Regions from separate parts of the Homo sapiens genome. Here region 2 is linked to region 1. Evidence: chromatin loops called from intact Hi-C (ENCODE). Cell type or tissue: PC-9. All regions are shown on one strand. Links, peaks and the distances in the headings refer to the core of each region. The heading gives the core; the rest is flanking DNA.

Region 1 (5,392 bases), core at 393-5,392:
ACAGAGAAGTTATAAAAATTTTCAGTGTAATTAGGGGTTGTGGGCCAAGCTTTATTGAGTGACATGAAGCTTCAAAGTTGTTTTGGGGAAGGGAGCAGGACCAAAATGCCTTCTTAGTGCAACTTTTTCAAAAAAACTTGTGAAGCCAGCTTCTAATATTCCCCTGGCTACTTGCTCTCTCTCTCTAATGGGCTGCAGCAGTTTCTCCTGTGCCTCAATCAAATGAATACATCACATAAATGAGGGTATAAACTGCATGAGTTTACAGAAAGGAAGAAGGTTATTATTACCTTTGAAATCAGAAGCCAAGAAAACATCTCTTCTCACACCTCCTCATCTCTTCTCTTACTTTCTGGGCAAGTCCCTAGGGGTAATTTTATTAGAGACTCTCCCTCAAAGTAAAAACTGAGGGGGGTATAAATAGCCCCGATCCTGCTCCCACCTGATCCTTAGATTAAGATTAGCATAAGCTCAGGCTGAGAGGTCACCACAAGGTCATAGTTTTCTGGGGTGAATAGTCACTTAATTCAGAAACTCAGGAATCTCATGCAAAGAATGCTTAGTTAACATATTTCCAGGAGAAAAATAATTCTAATTTGCTTTCTTATACCAAGAACCAGCAGTCTTAGTGATTTTGTAAATGCAGAAATTGGGCCCGTGGGATGGATGAAGCAGAAACGAGCAGAACAACAGGATTAATTGAGATCACTTTGCTGCTACGTTCTGCAATTTCATTACTACTCCTAAAACGCAATGGAGAGTCTCACAAACAGGCAACAGTGACTTTTGTTAGTATTCTGAGCCCTTCAGCAAAGTATATCCTCTTTGGGCTGATTTATACCATAAGGATAATAAAAATACATGCCTTACACATTTTAGTGGGCTGTTGTGAAGAGAAAATTAGATTATGTATGGCAAGGAACTTCACAATGACAAGATAATGTCATGTAATAATAATATTAAAGAAAATTATAGGAAACATATAGCACTTGCTATTTGTCAGGCACTGTTCTAAGCATTTACATTCATTATTTTATTTAGTTCTTATAATAACCTTCCGTATGGGCTAGAATCTATTGTTATCTCTAATTTTTAGATGGAAAAACAGAGCCACAGAGAACTGAAGTAACTTGCCCAAGCCTAGACAGTAAGAATTGGTGCTAGGATTTGAATCCATGCAGTCTGGCCCCTCTCAATCACTATGATTTAGGAATAAAAACAAAAAAACAAAAACATAGACGTTTAAGTAAACCAGAAGACTAGCATTTGAATCCTGGCTTCCCAGGCCATGTAACTATGGAGACAGTCTTCTTAAGCAGTCTGAATTTCAGTTTGTTTATCTGCAAAATGAAGTTGGATAATAATACTTATTTTTAGATGTTTGGTCAGGATTAAATAAGAAAACATGCAAAGCACAGTGTTTAATAGGAGGCACGTAGTGTGTTATTATTATTAGTTATTGTGGGTGAGATGGTATATTAGTCTTGTCAGACTGCCATAGCAAAATATCCACAGACTGGCTGGCTTAAACAACAGAAATTAATTTTCTCACAGGCCTGGAGGCTAGAAGTTCAAGATCAAGGTGGCAGCAGGGGTGGTTTCTGGTGAGGCCTCTCCTCCTGGCTGCCGCCTTCTCACTGTGCTCTCACATGGTCTTTCCTCTGTGCAGAGGAGAGAAAGAGGGCTCTGGTGTCTCTTCCTCTTTTTATAAAGATGACAGTCCTATTGGATCAGAGCTCCACACTTATAACTTAATTTAACCCTAATTACCTCCTTAATACAGTCACATTGGATGTTAGACCTTCAACATACTAATTTTGGGTGAATACAGTTCAGTCCATAACAGGTGGGTAGCTGGGAGGCGAGGAATAGAAGGATAGAAGGGGTATTTTAATGTCTACGGTAGATTTTTTTTTAAGGCATCGCTGCTGGAGGAAAAAACCCATCAGATATTCATAATACATTTGTAGGTATACAATATATTTGGCTCTGTATGTCATAGAAAACATCTCCATGCTATCTATTAATCTTTTAGGTGAGCCTGAATTTAAATACATTGGGAATATGCATGGGAATGAGGCTGTTGGACGAGAACTGCTCATTTTCTTGGCCCAGTACCTATGCAACGAATACCAGAAGGGGAACGAGACAATTGTCAACCTGATCCACAGTACCCGCATTCACATCATGCCTTCCCTGAACCCAGATGGCTTTGAGAAGGCAGCGTCTCAGGTGAGTGCCAGGCAGCTCAGATCAGGCGTGCTTTCTTCATTTTCTGTATGTTTGTACATACATGTTTATCTAAAAATTATGCCCTCGCACAAAGCTTACAGATGGTGCAGTGGAGGGCATAAGTGATGCATTCATTATTCAACTCACCAGTAAGAAAATAGTTTAGAATGAAAGGGATTATGGGTGAGTTTTTCCAGTGAAGACTGCAAATCAGAAATTGTGTTAAGAAGTTAATGTTCTAATAGTGTTCTGTTTTATGTTTTTCAATAAATTATTCATCCATTTTTGTGACTAGGTAAGTTTTGTTTTAAAAATCTACAAATATAAAAAATATCTACTGCCTTTTGTTGAAGAGTAACGCCATGGGTGTATGTGGATGAGCCAGTGTCACAGCGCCCTCTACTGAATTTAAGGAAGAAATACTTTTGGCCGGAATAATGTTTTACTGATGTTTACTTGGTTTTTACATACGCTGAGTAAAGTTAAAAAACAAGCGAAAACCCTACCTCTTAACTAAAAATAATTTAATATATCTTCGCTGTTAGATGAACTGGAAAGTAATGCCTTTTTAAGAGAAGATATATGGTGTGTGTTCCTATTTTATTGGACGGGGCGGGGGACATTATATTTGCTGTTTTCTACAGTTTAAAATAATTTTCTTAGTCTATGGGAACATGGGAACACATTCAAGTTAATATTTAGCATGTTTATCTACAGCTAAAAAATCCAATGACATAGTTTGACATTGTAAGAAACCCAGCCAATTTCTGTAAATAAATATAAAATTGATACGATTTCTAAAGTTATGAGAGAAAAATTCTAGTAATATATAAAATTAAATTATTTAATATTTTAAGGTAATATTCAGAATTTTTAGACACATGGGCAACAGATTATCATTGCTGTTTTCTGTCTTATAGATTTTTATCCCTCACAGTCTAAGGTATCTAAACTTCCATGACTTAAAATATGTGGGAAATATATCTATATCATGTGATATAATTTAACAGTAAAACAAGAAAATTCACATTATAAAATGAAACAAATATACCGAAAATTTATTAGTTTTCCAGATTGTACCATTAGTTAAATGAAGAGTTTAAACGGGAGAGAAATTCCTCAAATCATAAAGCCCTAGAACTTTTGTTCTAGGTTCATATTTTTTCATGAAGACTATAAGAGGGAGACATGTTATTAGTCTATAACGCATGTTAAATTCATTTTAAGCTTCTAATCTTTAGTTATTCTTCTAAATATTTAAAAAATAGGTTGCTGTGATTTACAGAGGCAATGAATATTTTACTTAAATCTAATTATAGAATGATATGCTTTGAAATAGGTCATTTATAACTAGTGAATATATATTGTGAAATTTGATAAATATCTCTTTATATTATTAACATTTAAAATATTATTCATCGAACATATTTTCAAAATACTTATGACAAGTACAGTGATGCATCTCTTAATAATGGGGAAGCATTCTGAGAAATGCAATGTTGGGTGATTTTGTCATTTTGTGAACATTCTAGAGTGCACCTACATAAACCTGCATGGTGTAGCCTACTACACACCTAGGCTATGTGATATAGCCCATGGTTCCTAGGCTACAAGTCTGTACAGCATGTTACTGTACTGAATACTGTAGGCAACTGCAACACACTAGTAACTATTTGTGTATCTAAACATAGAAAAGGTACAGTGAAAATACAGCATAAAAGATAAAAACAGTACCTTTGGACAGGGCTTTTACCATGAATGGAGCCAGAAGTTGCTCTGGGTGAGTCAATGAGTGAGTGGTGAGTGAATGTGAAGGCCTAGGACATTACTGTACACTACTATAGAATTTATAAACACTGTACACTCAGGTTACACTAAATTTATAAAAACTATTTTTCTTCCTGCAGTAATAAATTAAACTTACCTTACTGTAACTTTCTTTTTTTTTTGAGATGGAGTCTCACTCTGTCACCAGGATGGAGTGCAATGGCATGATCTCGGCTCACTGCACACTCCGACTCCCTGGTTCAAGCTATTTTCCTGCCTCAGCCTCCCAAGTAGCTGGGATTACAGGCACGTGCCATCATGCCCAGCTAATTTTTTATATTTTTATTAGAGACGGGGTTTCATCATGTTGGCCAGGATGGTCTTGATCTCCTGACCTCATGATCCACCCACCTTGGCCTCTCAAAGTGCTGGGATTACAGGCGTGAGCCACTGCACCTGGCCACCTTACTGTAACTTTTTTACTTTATAAACTTTTAAACTTTAAAAACCTTTTGGACTCTTTGTAATAACACTTAGATTGAAACACACAACACATTGTACAGCTGTCCAAAAATCTTTTCTGTCTTTATATCTTTATTCTACAAGCTTTTTTCTATTTTTAAAACTTTTTTAAAGCATTTTAATGGTTTCTTAGTTTTTCAAATGTTTTGTTAAATATAAGACACAGGCTGTGTGCAGCAGCTTATATCTATAATCCCAGTGCTTTGGGAGGCCCAGAGGAGAAGATTGCTTAAGGCCAGGAGTTTGAGACCAGCCTGAGCAACATAGCGAGACCCTGTCTTTACCAAAAATAAAAAACTTAGCCTAGCATGATTGTGCACATGTGTAGTCCCAGTGCTTTGGGAGGCCAAGGAGGGAGGATCACTTGAACCCAGGAGTTTGAGGTTACAGTTAGCTGTGATTATGCCACTGCACCCAAGCCTGGGCAACAGAGTGAGACCCTGTCTCTTAGAAAAAAGAAAAAGAAACTAAGACACAAACACACATATCGGCCTAGGCCTACACAGGGTCAGGATCATCAAAATGTCACTAGGCAATAGGAATTTTTCACCTCCATTATAGTCTTATGGGATCACTGCTGTATAGTCTGTCAGTCGTGGTAAGAAATGTCATTATGCGGCCCATCACAGTACTTTAAATCTGATACCTTCATGTTTATATAAGTAAAGTAGTGAAAATGCTGACATGGGAGGGCATTGTTGAAGTAAATAATCTTAATAGTTATTTTAAAGAGCATTGATAGGGACCTTAAATAGAAAGTGACATAATAATAAGCAACTAATGATTTTTCTCTTTGACTTTTTTTTTTTTAGCCTGGTGAACTCAAGGACTGGTTTGTGGGTCGAAGCAATGCCCAGGGAATAGATCTGAA
Region 2 (5,392 bases), core at 198-5,197, 260 kb before region 1:
CTGGGATTACAGGCTTCAGCCACCACACCTGGCCATATGATTATGTCTTTAGGATAAATTCCTAGAAGTGGAATTGCTATATCACAGGATACATCTATTTTTAAAATTTTGATGCACATGTAATGACTCCTTAATCAATATCCTTCCTTCCAAAATCTCCCAACTCCTAATTAGGTCTAACTACTTCAGCCAGATAAATCTCACTAAATATCATACTTGAATATTGTACTCCCTTGTTAAAAAGTCTCAGTGGTTTCTAGCTTATTAGATAAATTTAAAAGCTTTGGGGGTGTGGGGGGAGGCCCAGGGAAAATATCTCATCTTAACTTCTTTAATCTCACTTACCGCTCTTCAATTCCAGTTAGGGCTGACCTATAATTTCTGCCAGGTCCAACATTTCTATTTTTTTTTTCCCCTACATGAGGAAGCTGCTCCCTTTTCTTCTCTGCTAATCTAAATCCTATATGTCCCCTGAAGTCCAGATCAAATTATACCTCTTCCAGAAAGTGTTACTGGAATAATCCCACCCCCAAATTATCATTGCACCCATAAATCATATTCCTCTATAATTTTAGTATGTATATCCTAAAATTTCCTCGGGGTGGGCAAGCTGTTTCTGGGCAGGTTATATTTTGAATCTGCCTCCACAGCAAACACAGTGCTAAGTTCTGAATCTTGAAAAGGACTGTAAAATTGTACAATGAGTTACTGGAGAAAGTTCTTGAATATTCCCTGAATGCCTTTAAAATCGGTTATACTCCCATTTGAAATTAGGTAAATGGACTAACTGAGTTTTCAAAGAGGCTTCAGCCATATTTTTCTAAGAGTATAACTATAATTAGTTGTTGGTGAAGTATGAATCATTTTCAGCTGGCCCTGTGAAAGATACCTCCACTTACTCATAAAAATTATTTGGTGTGGAATAAGGTATGAGAGAAAAATCTCTCAAAGATGATTTAATCACCACAATTACCAAAGTAGTTGGTGGTGGTCACATGATGGATTTTGAAAACCACATAAGTGAGGTTCCATTGTATAAAGATATTTTTATTCATAGCTTATGATACAAAACTGAACCAATGAATTTTCAAATTATCCTAGATACTGAACATTAAGAAAAACTTTGATTCATTTAAAAATACATAAATTATTTTCATTTCACCCCCCAAAGTATGGTGCTTCACTGTTCCAAAAATACTACACATTCAAATAAACTGTAATTATGAACACATACAGCTTCCCACAGTTAGAACTTTAAAGATGAATTGTGTTAAATAAAATGCATGTTGCTGCAATATTTAAATATGCTTTAAAGTAAATCATTATTATAAGTAGGTATGTAATTACTATGGCTTTAGGAAGGTTTAACTGGGAACTAAAATACAAAAGAATAAAATTTCTGCAGCTTTTGACCAAAATACAATGAATAGATATCCACCATAAATCTGCTCTCTAATCCCTCATTCCAGGTCTTCCTAGATGAGGTAACTGGAATGAAAAATCATAGAGAGAAAAAGTAAAATTTGGAACAAAAGATATGAAAAATAGAAATAGAGAATCTAGAAATATTAAGAACTTCAGGCAATGTAAAATCCAATTTTTAAAAAAACGAATCTTTACTGGAGGAGTAGTGGCTTTGAATCTATCTCCCTAAGGATTAGAGCAAAAATAAGATTTCCAAAAGAGTGGGTATGTTTTGGTCAGAATGGAGGAGGAAGTTGTCTGTGGTACTAAGATGCAATGTAGTACCCACCTGGCACTAGGTACTCTTTAACCTAATGCATTAGTCAACCTTCTAGTATTCAAGTTTTTCCCTGAAATTTGCATCATTTTAACTTGTACATGTACTGGCAACTGGCAGCTGAGCTCTCCCTGCCTGGGTCTCCCACAGTTACAGCAAATTGGCAGTAAGCCTTCCTTAGCAGCTGCTAATGGGCTGAAGGTACCTACAGCATGATTCCACTTACATGAAACAAATACAAACCCACCTATTTCCATGTGTACCACATATGTATGCAACTACACAGAAAAATGTTTGAAAAGATACACTTAAAACTGTTAACATGTGCTACTTCTGGTGAGGAGATTAAGGGAAAGGTCAATGAGAACTTTCATTTTATGGTTTGAATTTCTACTATAAGAATGTAATCATTTTCTTTCCAGTAAAGCCTTGTGAAAAAAAAAAGGATGTAATCCTGTATTATTTGCTTTGAATTATTTTAAAAATTAGCAACCAAGAAAGCAGCCCTGGGACGCCAGCCAATGCCCAGAGCAATGTGAAGAACAATGTAGTTGACCACAGAAAGCTGCATTACCAGTTTCTTCAGGGGCCAATAACTTTATGAGAGTGAATCTATCTTTGTACCAGGTGTCCTTGATCTGGCTAATCTACAACTTTCCGCTGGACATTTCACTGGGATATCTTGAGGTTCCTGCAAACTCTGTAGGCCTAAAACCACACACCATCATCTATCCCATGTGACTTTCTTATTTTTACCAACTCTATCATCATATTTTCAGGCTACTTCATCTTCCTTGCCCCCCATATCCAATTAGTCACTGAGTCATGTTTATCCCACCATTGCCATTTGGCTGCTTCTTTTCATTTGTGCCACACTACACTACTTCATGCTTTTATCATGGATAAACTTTTTTTTTTTTTTTTTTTAGATGGAGTCTCATTCTGTTGCTCAGGCTGGAGTGCAGTGGCACCATATCAGCTCACTGCAACCTCTGCCTTCCAGGCTCAAGTGATTCTCATGCTTCAGCCTCCTGAGTAGCTGGGATTATAGGTGTGTGCCACCACACCAGGCTAATTTTTGTATTTTTTAGTAGATACAGGGTTTTGCCATGTTGGCCAGGCTGGTTTTGAACTCCTGGCCTTAAGTGATCCACCCACCTCAGCCTCCCAAAGTGCTGGGATTACAGGTGTGAGCCACCGCGCCCGGCCACTTTTCTCTTTCTTAAGTGCTCAAGTCAGAGTTTATCTTACTTGTGAAGACTCTGTTGTCTGGTATTTTTGTTTAATTAGTTTTATTTATTTAAAAAAAAAATTTTTTTTTTTGAGATACAGTCTTACTCTGTCGCCCAGGCTAGAGTGCAGTGGTACCATCTTGGCTCACTACAACCTCCAATTCCCAGATTCAAGTGATTCTTCTGCCTCAGCCTCCCAAGTAGCTGGGATTACAGGAGCCTACCACTATGCCTGGCTAAGTTTTTTGTATTTTTAGTAGATACGGAGTTTCACCATGTTGGCCAGGCTAGTCTTGAACTCCTGACTTCAGGTGATCCATCTGCCTCAGCTTCCCAAAGTGCTGGAATTACAGGTGTGAGCCACTGTGCCTGGCCTAGCTTTATTTTTTAGAGACAGGGTCTGGCTCTGTCACCCAGGCTAGAGTGCAGTGGCACAATCATAGCTCACAACAGTTTTGAACTCCTGGACTCAAGCAATCCTCCCACCTCAGCCTCCCAAAGTGCTGAGATAATTAGTTTTATTTAAAATTTGGATTTATTTTTATGACTGAAGTTGATTACAGTTATCTTAAGGGGAGAATCCTTGTCCTAAGTTTCATATTACTCCTAACTGCTCCCCCAGACGGACTCACCTATCACAGTGTAATCATCAAAGAAGGCATTCAATAAATTTGTTGGCTGATTGACTCACTGAAATCAAAGAAAATTTCTCTGTACCTTCTTTATTTCTGGGTATCATTGTTTATATGCTTCCAAAAGTAAAAAAGAATAAATTTGATACATTGATGTAGCCATATATCTATTAAAATGCACATTGCTTGAATTTTGAGTTGGAATATATGTTCCTGGAGGTAAACATTTTGGTTGGTGCCAGTTCATTCATTCAACAGTATTTCTTGAATGTATAATATGTGTTAGGTATTTTGCTAGGCCCTGGGACTGAACAGACTAAAATTCATGCCTTCATAGAGCTTACATTCCAAAGAAGAGAACAGAAAATACGTGAAATAAATAAGACACAGAGTTGGTCAAATTGTGATAAGTGCTTGGGGAAAAAACAAATCCGAAAATAAGTTTAGGGAGTGTTGAGGGTGCAGGGGGAGTGCCAGTTGCAATTTAAAATAGGGTGGTCAGTATTTTCCGTATGTGACATAGAAAAAAAGTTGATACGTATATCTAAATATAATACAATCAAGATCAGCTTGAATCAGTTTGCCTCAGAAAATATGACTTTGAATATTTTTCTCATGATTTAATTTTAGTTGGCTTTTAACAAAGACTTCAAAATGGCAGCTCAGGTTCATTTTTAGTTCAATGAAGAATAGTTCTCATACATATGCAGCCTGGATTTAATTCTATTTCTTGGGTTGGATTATTACCAAGATCTTAACAAGGAAAATGAAGAAATATGGATGCCTCAGGAATTGACTAACCACTTATATCCTGCATTAAACATGCTTCTCTGCATCCAGAAGCTGACTAGTACCAGATTAAGAACTAGAAAGGATTTCTTGGCAAAGGACTCTTTCTTGCAAAAATAATTCCAAGACTTGGGCCGAGCTCAAATTTTAGGATTTATGTGGAAATTCAAGACTTATCTTTTTGTATTAGCATGTGAACAATTTGAACAAGTAATACAAACTCCCTGAGGTATGGTCTCAAAAGGTCTAGAGTTTAAGAAGAATACTTTTTATCTCCTATACTCTGCATTGTCCCTTATCAAAGTAAAGCATTCATTTCACAGTGTTATTCAGTAATACCTATATTAATGAAAGACACATTTAAACATCACAACTTGTAAATAATTTTGTAATTAAAATAATATAGATGACATGGGAATGCATTCTAGGAAAGACAATAGGGGTAGGGTATAAAGATATTATTCAGCTCAAATGATACTAGTATGAGGTTACCCCATGTCTAAAAGCCATTTGTTTTAAAGTGTAGTTCACTAATCATTCTGTTGGCTGATGTCTGATCATTTCTAAGTTTTGATTAGGGATGGAGAGAGGACACTGGAGACCTGTAGATGGTGTCAAAGGTGAGAGATGTATTGACACATGAAAAAAGAGAAGAAAATGGGAAAAATGAGAATGCCAAGGCAAACTTATTTCACAATTTTGCTTAGGGCCTGTGCTATTAACAGTCAGCTGTAATGGACAGGCAGAAGCTGTGGGGAGAAGTTTTTGTGTATGTGTGGATGCATAATTTCAGATGAATGACAACAACCTAATAATGCTTCGCATAATTTATCAAGAAATTTTACTTGCTTTTTCTTCCCCCCAGCACTGCTGACTGTGTAGAAAGATGTTCAGTCCTAGATAATTCTATGAGGGATTACATCACCAGACTACATAAATAGATACCATAAAGCTATATATAAGTAAAAATAGATTAAGTAAATTTCCTTTTCTTAAAA

The links. Hi-C counts contacts between places; a loop is a spot of excess contacts. Peaks named below come from ENCODE experiments on the same cell type or tissue, not always from the same donor. Only the 100,000 strongest peaks of a DNase experiment are listed, where the experiment ranks them.
Region 2: it touches region 1 in a loop (3.0-fold over the local background); 9 of 110 quality-filtered maps call a loop at or near these places.

The regions. Positions count from the first base shown.
Region 1 is chr4:165,462,355-165,467,746 of GRCh38, forward strand. CPE (carboxypeptidase E) reads left to right here. Exons shown (of 9, transcript NM_001873.4): 2 at 2,036-2,232; 3 at 5,334-5,392. Among named protein-coding and RNA genes, the nearest start is that of MIR578, 79 kb to the left of the region's middle. In PC-9, for the core only: CTCF peaks have their summits at 2,620 (motif pointing left) and 2,823; a DNase peak (open chromatin) is centred at 2,647.
Region 2 is chr4:165,197,597-165,202,988 of GRCh38, forward strand. No RefSeq gene overlaps it. Among named protein-coding and RNA genes, the nearest start is that of KLHL2, 7.3 kb to the right of the region's middle. In PC-9, for the core only: no CTCF peak of the experiment used is centred there; a DNase peak (open chromatin) is centred at 2,315; H3K4me3 peaks cover 445 bases; H3K27ac peaks cover 1,718 bases.